Regions from separate parts of the Homo sapiens genome. Here region 2 is linked to region 1. A link is an interaction called in ENCODE POLR2A ChIA-PET data of the cell type or tissue named here. Cell type or tissue: MCF 10A. All regions are shown on one strand. Each heading gives the region's core, and the rest is flanking DNA. Links, peaks and the distances in the headings are about the cores only. Region 1 holds the start of MBLAC1 (metallo-beta-lactamase domain containing 1). Region 2 overlaps SPDYE3 (speedy/RINGO cell cycle regulator family member E3).

Region 1 (2,898 bases), core at 217-2,716:
GGAGAAACCTCGTCTCTACCAAAAATACAAAAATTAGCCGGGCGGCTGGGCGCGGTGACTCACGCCTGTAATCCCAGCACTTTGGGAGGCCAAGGCGGGTGGATAACAAGATTAGGAGATCGAGACCATCCTGGCTAATACGGTGAAAGCCCGTCTCTACTAAAAATACAAAAAATTAGCCGGGTGTGGTGGCAGGCGCCTGCAGTCCCAGCTACTCGGGAGGCTGAGGCAGAAGAATGGCGGGAACCCGGGAGGCGGAGCTGGCAGTGAGCCAAGATCGTGCCACTGCACTCCAGCCTGGGTGATAGAGCGAGACTCCGTCTCAAAAAAAAAAGCCACGCATGGTGGTGGGCGCCTGTAATCCCAGTTACTCGGGAGGCTGAGACAGGAGAATCGCTTGAACCCAGGAGGCGGAGGTTGCAGTGAGCTGAGATCACGCCACTGCACTCTAGCCTGGGCGACAGAACAAGACTCCGTCTCAAAAAAAACCAAAAAAAATTTAGAGGGGCGTGCACGCCTGTATTCCCAGCACTCCAGGAGGCTGAAGCAGGAGGATCGCTAGAACCAGGGGTTCAAGACTGGGGCGAGCTATGATGGTGCCCCTGCACTCTAGCCTGGGCGACAGGGCGAGACTGTCTCAAAAGAAAAAAAGACCAGGCGCGGTGGCTCACACCTGTAATCCTAGCACTTCAGGAGACCAAGACTGGAGGATCGCTGGAGCCCAGGAGTTCCAGACCAGTCCTGGCAACAGAACTAGACCGTGTCTCCAAAAAAAAAGAGAAAGAAAAAATAGAAACCTTAGCTGGGCTTGGTGGTGCGCATCTGTGGTCCCAGATACTCGGGACGCTGAGGCGGGAGGATCACATGAGCCCAGGAGGTTGAGGCTGCAGTGAGGTATGATCGCGCCACTGCACTCCTGCCTGGGCAACTGAGCATGAACCCTCCTCAAAGCTAATGGCGCTTCAAAATTCTGCAGTGCAAAGAAGTTGCTGGGGTTGCGGAGCGGAGAACCGCCAGGAGGCTGGAGCCCAGCCAGGCAGCCTCCTCGGGCACACGGTGAAGGCGCCGGAACTACAGCTACCTCCGCGGCGCCGCTTCGGCCGCCATATCTGGGTACACGGGAACCGCAGAGGACAAACTCTCACCCGCGTTTTCGATTTCTGCGCTTTCTTCGAGTGAGGCAAGACCTAGCAGAGGCCCAAGGTAGAGCGCGGCTAGGATTCGATGGAGGGAAACATAAAGGATAGCCTTTGGAGGGTGACGGGCAAGGACGTACGTACCGCGAACGGAATGGGGCGGGGGCCGAGGACGCCGAGGGAGGGGCGGGCCCAAGTGTGAAGGGAGTCTGGGCGATACCATTTTGGGCAGGGGTTGAGGGTGATACCAACTTAATGGGAGGCGGGTGGCAGAGAACCGAGGCTTAGGGGCAGTGGCGGGGCCGAGCGCGGGTGGGGGATCGCGGAGGGACAGGACGGTCGCCCACTGCTCCATTTCCTTTCTCCCCAGCCCGTCCCTCCCTGCCAGGAGCAGCCTCATGCGGACCGAGCCGCTGTGCGGGGCATCCCCTCTGCTGGTGCCCGGCGACCCCTACTCTGTGGTGGTTCTGCTGCAGGGCTACGCGGAGCCAGAGGGTGTGGGCGATGCCGTGCGCGCCGACGGCTCCGTGACCCTGGTCCTACCCCAGACCCGGGGCCCGGCCTCCAGCCACCGAGAGTCCCCGCGCGGGAGTGGCGGCGCAGAGGCCGCCCTGGAGGAGGCGGCCCGTGGCCCCATCCTGGTGGACACCGGGGGCCCCTGGGCTCGGGAGGCGCTGCTGGGGGCGCTGGCGGGGCAGGGCGTGGCCCCGGGAGACGTGACGCTAGTGGTGGGGACCCACGGGCACTCGGATCACATCGGGAACTTGGGGCTGTTCCCAGGCGCGGCTCTGCTGGTCTCGCACGACTTCTGCCTTCCCGGAGGCCGCTACCTGCCCCACGGGCTGGGTGAGGGGCAGCCCCTGCGCCTGGGCCCGGGGCTCGAGGTGTGGGCCACGCCGGGCCACGGGGGCCAGCGCGACGTGAGCGTGGTGGTGGCCGGCACGGCTCTGGGCACCGTGGTGGTGGCGGGAGATGTGTTTGAGCGAGATGGGGACGAGGATTCGTGGCAGGCACTGAGTGAAGACCCCGCAGCCCAGGAGCGGAGCCGGAAGAGGGTCCTGGTCGTTGCCGACGTGGTCGTACCTGGTCACGGGCCCCCCTTTCGAGTGTTAAGGGAAGCCTCGCAGCCCGAGACGGAGGGTGGAGGGAACAGCCAGCAGGAGCCGGTGGTCGGAGACGAGGAGCCCGCCCTGCACTAATCAGCCTCGAGAGGGACTGCACTCTTGTCAGGGAAGCCCTAACAGCGAAGAGCTGCTGGAGACAGAGTCAGAGCAGTCAAGGGTGGGAGCTTCCAGCCCTTCCAGGAGGCCAGTTTTCTAGTGAAGACAGAGTGCACCTGACACTGCCATCACATCGTCAGTATCACTGCCTGTCTCTGCCACCAAACTAAGATCAAAGGAGGGGCTCAGCTCCCTGTGCATTCTCCCTGGGCCTCAGTAAAATGGGAGAAGGTTCGTGGGAGGGGCCTCCAAAATAAAAATGGAAACTGCATTGAAAATCATAGTGCCCTAGTGTAAATGTGAAGCATTGACAATGATAATCGTGCAAACATGGTAATCTACAACTACAGCAGAGGCATACTTTGGCCAATTGCCCCTTTCTTATAGGATGGAGGTTGCTGAGAGAAGGTACAGGGCATAAAGATGACCCCTTAGTCACCTGACTTATGTATTTGTTCATATTTTTTTGTCACACAGGCTAGAGTGCAGTTGTGCAGTCATAGCTCACTGCAGCCTCCAGCTTAAGCCATCCACCTGCCTCA
Region 2 (2,898 bases), core at 201-2,700, 190 kb after region 1:
TAAATAAATAAAAATAAAAATCAAACAAAGAAAAACAAAATCAAAAATCAAAAAAGTGGTTTCAGCTGTGCCCTCTGAAACTTAATGTTTCTTACTGACTTTTCTAAACCTAAGTGTCTCCATCCATAGTGGGGGATACCAAGGCCATGGTCACACCCTGATGTGTGACTGTCTCATGAGGAAATGATGGGAATTCCTTTATGACTCTGCAGTGGTCCCTCCGTGTCTGCTGGAGGGGGTCCCGGCTGATTCCCAGCTCTACATCCTGTAGATTCTCACACCCAGGGCCTCCTTCGGCCTCTTCTCAGGGGAGTCTCAGAGCAGGAGCCTCTCTCCCTTGCCCAGTGAAAGTCATTCTCCCCTCTCCCATCCACCTCACCCGCGGCCACAATCCTGAGACTTTCCCCCGGGAGGCACACTTCTCCTCACTGCCCTGCTGCTCCCATGGAAACCCTGTCCTGCTTCTCACGCTGACATCTGCTCTCTAATCACAGAGGATCCTGTCATTAAAAGATTCCTGGCCTGGGACAAAGATCTGAGGGTGTCAGACAAGGTAAGGTTGTTCTCTATGTAACTGTGTTCCTGTTCTAACGCACGGCCAGGGGGAGGGCGCAGCTTCCAAACCCACAGTTCTCCCTCCACCACCTCCCACCAGATGCTCCTACAGTTTTTTTTGTTTTTGTTTTTGTTTTTTTTTGTGAGACACAGTCTTGCTCTGTTGCCCAGGCTGGAGGGCAGTGTCTCGATCTTGACTCACTGCAGCTGATGCCTCCTGGGTTCAAGCGATTCTCCTGCCTCAGCCTCCAAGCAGCTGGGATTACAAACGTGAACCACCACGCCTGGCTAATTTTTGTGTTTTTAGTAGAGACGGGGTTTTGCCATGTTGGCCAGATTGGTCCCGAACACCTGACCTCAGGTGATCCACCCGCCTTGGCCTCCCAAAGTGCTGAGATTACAGACGTCAGCACTGTGTCCGACCAGCTCCCATGGTCTTGAGTCTTGGCACCCACACATTTTTTTTTCTGAGACAGAGTCCAGCTCTGCTCCCCAGGATGGAGTACAGTGGCATGATCATAGCTCACTCTAATTCCTGGGCTCAAGCAATCCTCTTTCCTTAGCCTCCTGAGGAGCTGGGACTAGGCACATGCCACCATGCTCAACGAATTTTTGAAATCTTCGTAGAAACAGGGTCTCGCTGTGTTGCCCAGGTTGTTCTCCAACTGTTGGGCTCATGTGATCCTCCTGTCTCCACCTCTCAAAAAGTACTGGGATCACAGGCTTGAGCCGCCACTCCCGGCTATTCTTTGTCTTTTTATGATTTGTCAGCATCTCCCTCAGGACTCTGCTGGTCTCTTGCAGAGTGAATGAGTGGCCCCTGCCTCTCCCATGGGTCCTTTGGGATCTGAGCCCTAGGCCACCGTCTGGCTGCAGTCCTGAAGCTCCTGGGCCCTCTACTCTCAGCTCCTTGGGACAGTTCTCTGCCTGGCACACAAAAGACCCTCCTGACACCAGCCGACCTAGACACACCCCCTCCAAAGATCCCATCGGAGCCCACCATCCTGGGAGCATCACCTAAAACCCTTCCTCCGGCTTCTCGGATTTGCATCCGACCTTCGAATACCCCTCCACCCCGCAATTTCCACATGAGCACAGTCACCCCAATGCTGAGGTCCCTTCTCTGATGGGCAACCCCTCCCCAGACCCCCATTCCACTATCTCCACAATCTTCCTCTCCCAAGATGTGACCTCTCCCTCTCTGTGTTCCTTTCTCTCCATCAGTATCTCCTGGCTATGGTCATAGCGTATTTCAGCCGGGCCGGCCTCCCCTCCTGGCAATACCAACGCATTCATTTCTTCCTGGCTCTGTGAGTGGTTTGCTGCCTCCTATCCATCAATATCCAACGCCCTGGGACAGCGGGGGAAGTGGGATTCCAGCCTTTCATTTATTCTTTCACCTATTTGTCCTCTTTACTCTGTGTACAAAAAAGACAGGATTATAGTATCTTAGACTGTTGTCTCTAAAAAGAAACTCAGGCTGGGCATGGTGGCTCAGGCCTGTAATCCCAGCACTTTGGGAGGCCGAGGCAAGCGGATCACCTGAGGTCAGGAGTTTGAGACCAGCCTGGCCAACATGGCAAACCCCGTCTCTACTAAAAATAGAAAAATCAGTCGGGCATGTTGGTGTGCACCTGTTATCCAAGCTACTTGGGAGGCTGAGGCATGAGAACCCCTTGAACCCAGGAGGTGGAGGTTGCAGTAAGCTAAGGTTGAGCCACTGCACTCCAGCCTGGGCAACAGAGTGAGACTTTTTCTAAAAACAAAAGAGCCAAAAAAAAAAAAACAGGCAAAAAAACCAAACTCCAATGCCAGTGTACAAATAAAAGAGTAAAACAGGCCAGGTGCGGTGGCTCACGCCTGTAATCTCAACAGTTTGGGAGGCCGAGGTGGGCAGATCACAAGGTCAGGAGAGCAAAACCATCCTGGCTAACATGGTGAAACCCTGTCTCCACTTAAAAAAAAAAAAAAATACAAAAAATTAGCCAGGTGTGGTGGCGGGCACCTGTAGTCCCAGCTACTCGGGAGGCTGAGGGAGGAGAATGGCGTGAACCTGGGAGGCGGAGCTTGCAGTGAGCCGAGATTGCACCACTGCACTCCAGCCTGGGCGACAGAATGAGACTCCGTCTCAAAAAAAAAAAAAAAAAAAAAGAACAAAAAACAAAAGGAACCATGAACCGCTCCTAAGGGGAGAACAAAAGGAGCGGAGGAGCGGACATGACACTTCCCCCAGCAAGCAGACGTTTCCGGTTCTTCTCTCTCTCTCCTTCCCACATCAACCGCAAAAGCCACCAACCTCCTCTGGGTTCCCGTGACAGAGGTCACAGTCCAGGTCCCCCTTGC

The links. Peaks named below come from ENCODE experiments on the same cell type or tissue, not always from the same donor. Only the 100,000 strongest peaks of a DNase experiment are listed, where the experiment ranks them.
Region 2: POLR2A ChIA-PET joins it to region 1 with 5 read pairs; 2 of 35 experiments call an interaction of 5 or more read pairs at or near these places.

What each region holds. Positions count from the first base shown.
Region 1 is chr7:100,125,862-100,128,759 of GRCh38, forward strand. MBLAC1 (metallo-beta-lactamase domain containing 1) reads left to right here and starts at 1,106. Exons shown (of 2, transcript NM_203397.3): 1 at 1,106-1,203; 2 at 1,507-2,634. The coding sequence starts at 1,535. The coding sequence ends at 2,335. It also overlaps a transcript of TAF6 not described here. RefSeq lists enhancers at 1-345, 1,056-1,125 and silencers at 1,326-1,445, 1,536-2,015. In MCF 10A, for the core only: no CTCF peak of the experiment used is centred there; a DNase peak (open chromatin) is centred at 1,330.
Region 2 is chr7:100,315,291-100,318,188 of GRCh38, forward strand. SPDYE3 (speedy/RINGO cell cycle regulator family member E3) reads left to right here. Exons shown (of 11, transcript NM_001004351.5): 7 at 495-553; 8 at 1,780-1,865. Among named protein-coding and RNA genes, the nearest start is that of SPDYE3, 9.0 kb to the left of the region's middle. In MCF 10A, for the core only: no CTCF peak of the experiment used is centred there; no DNase peak of the experiment used is centred there.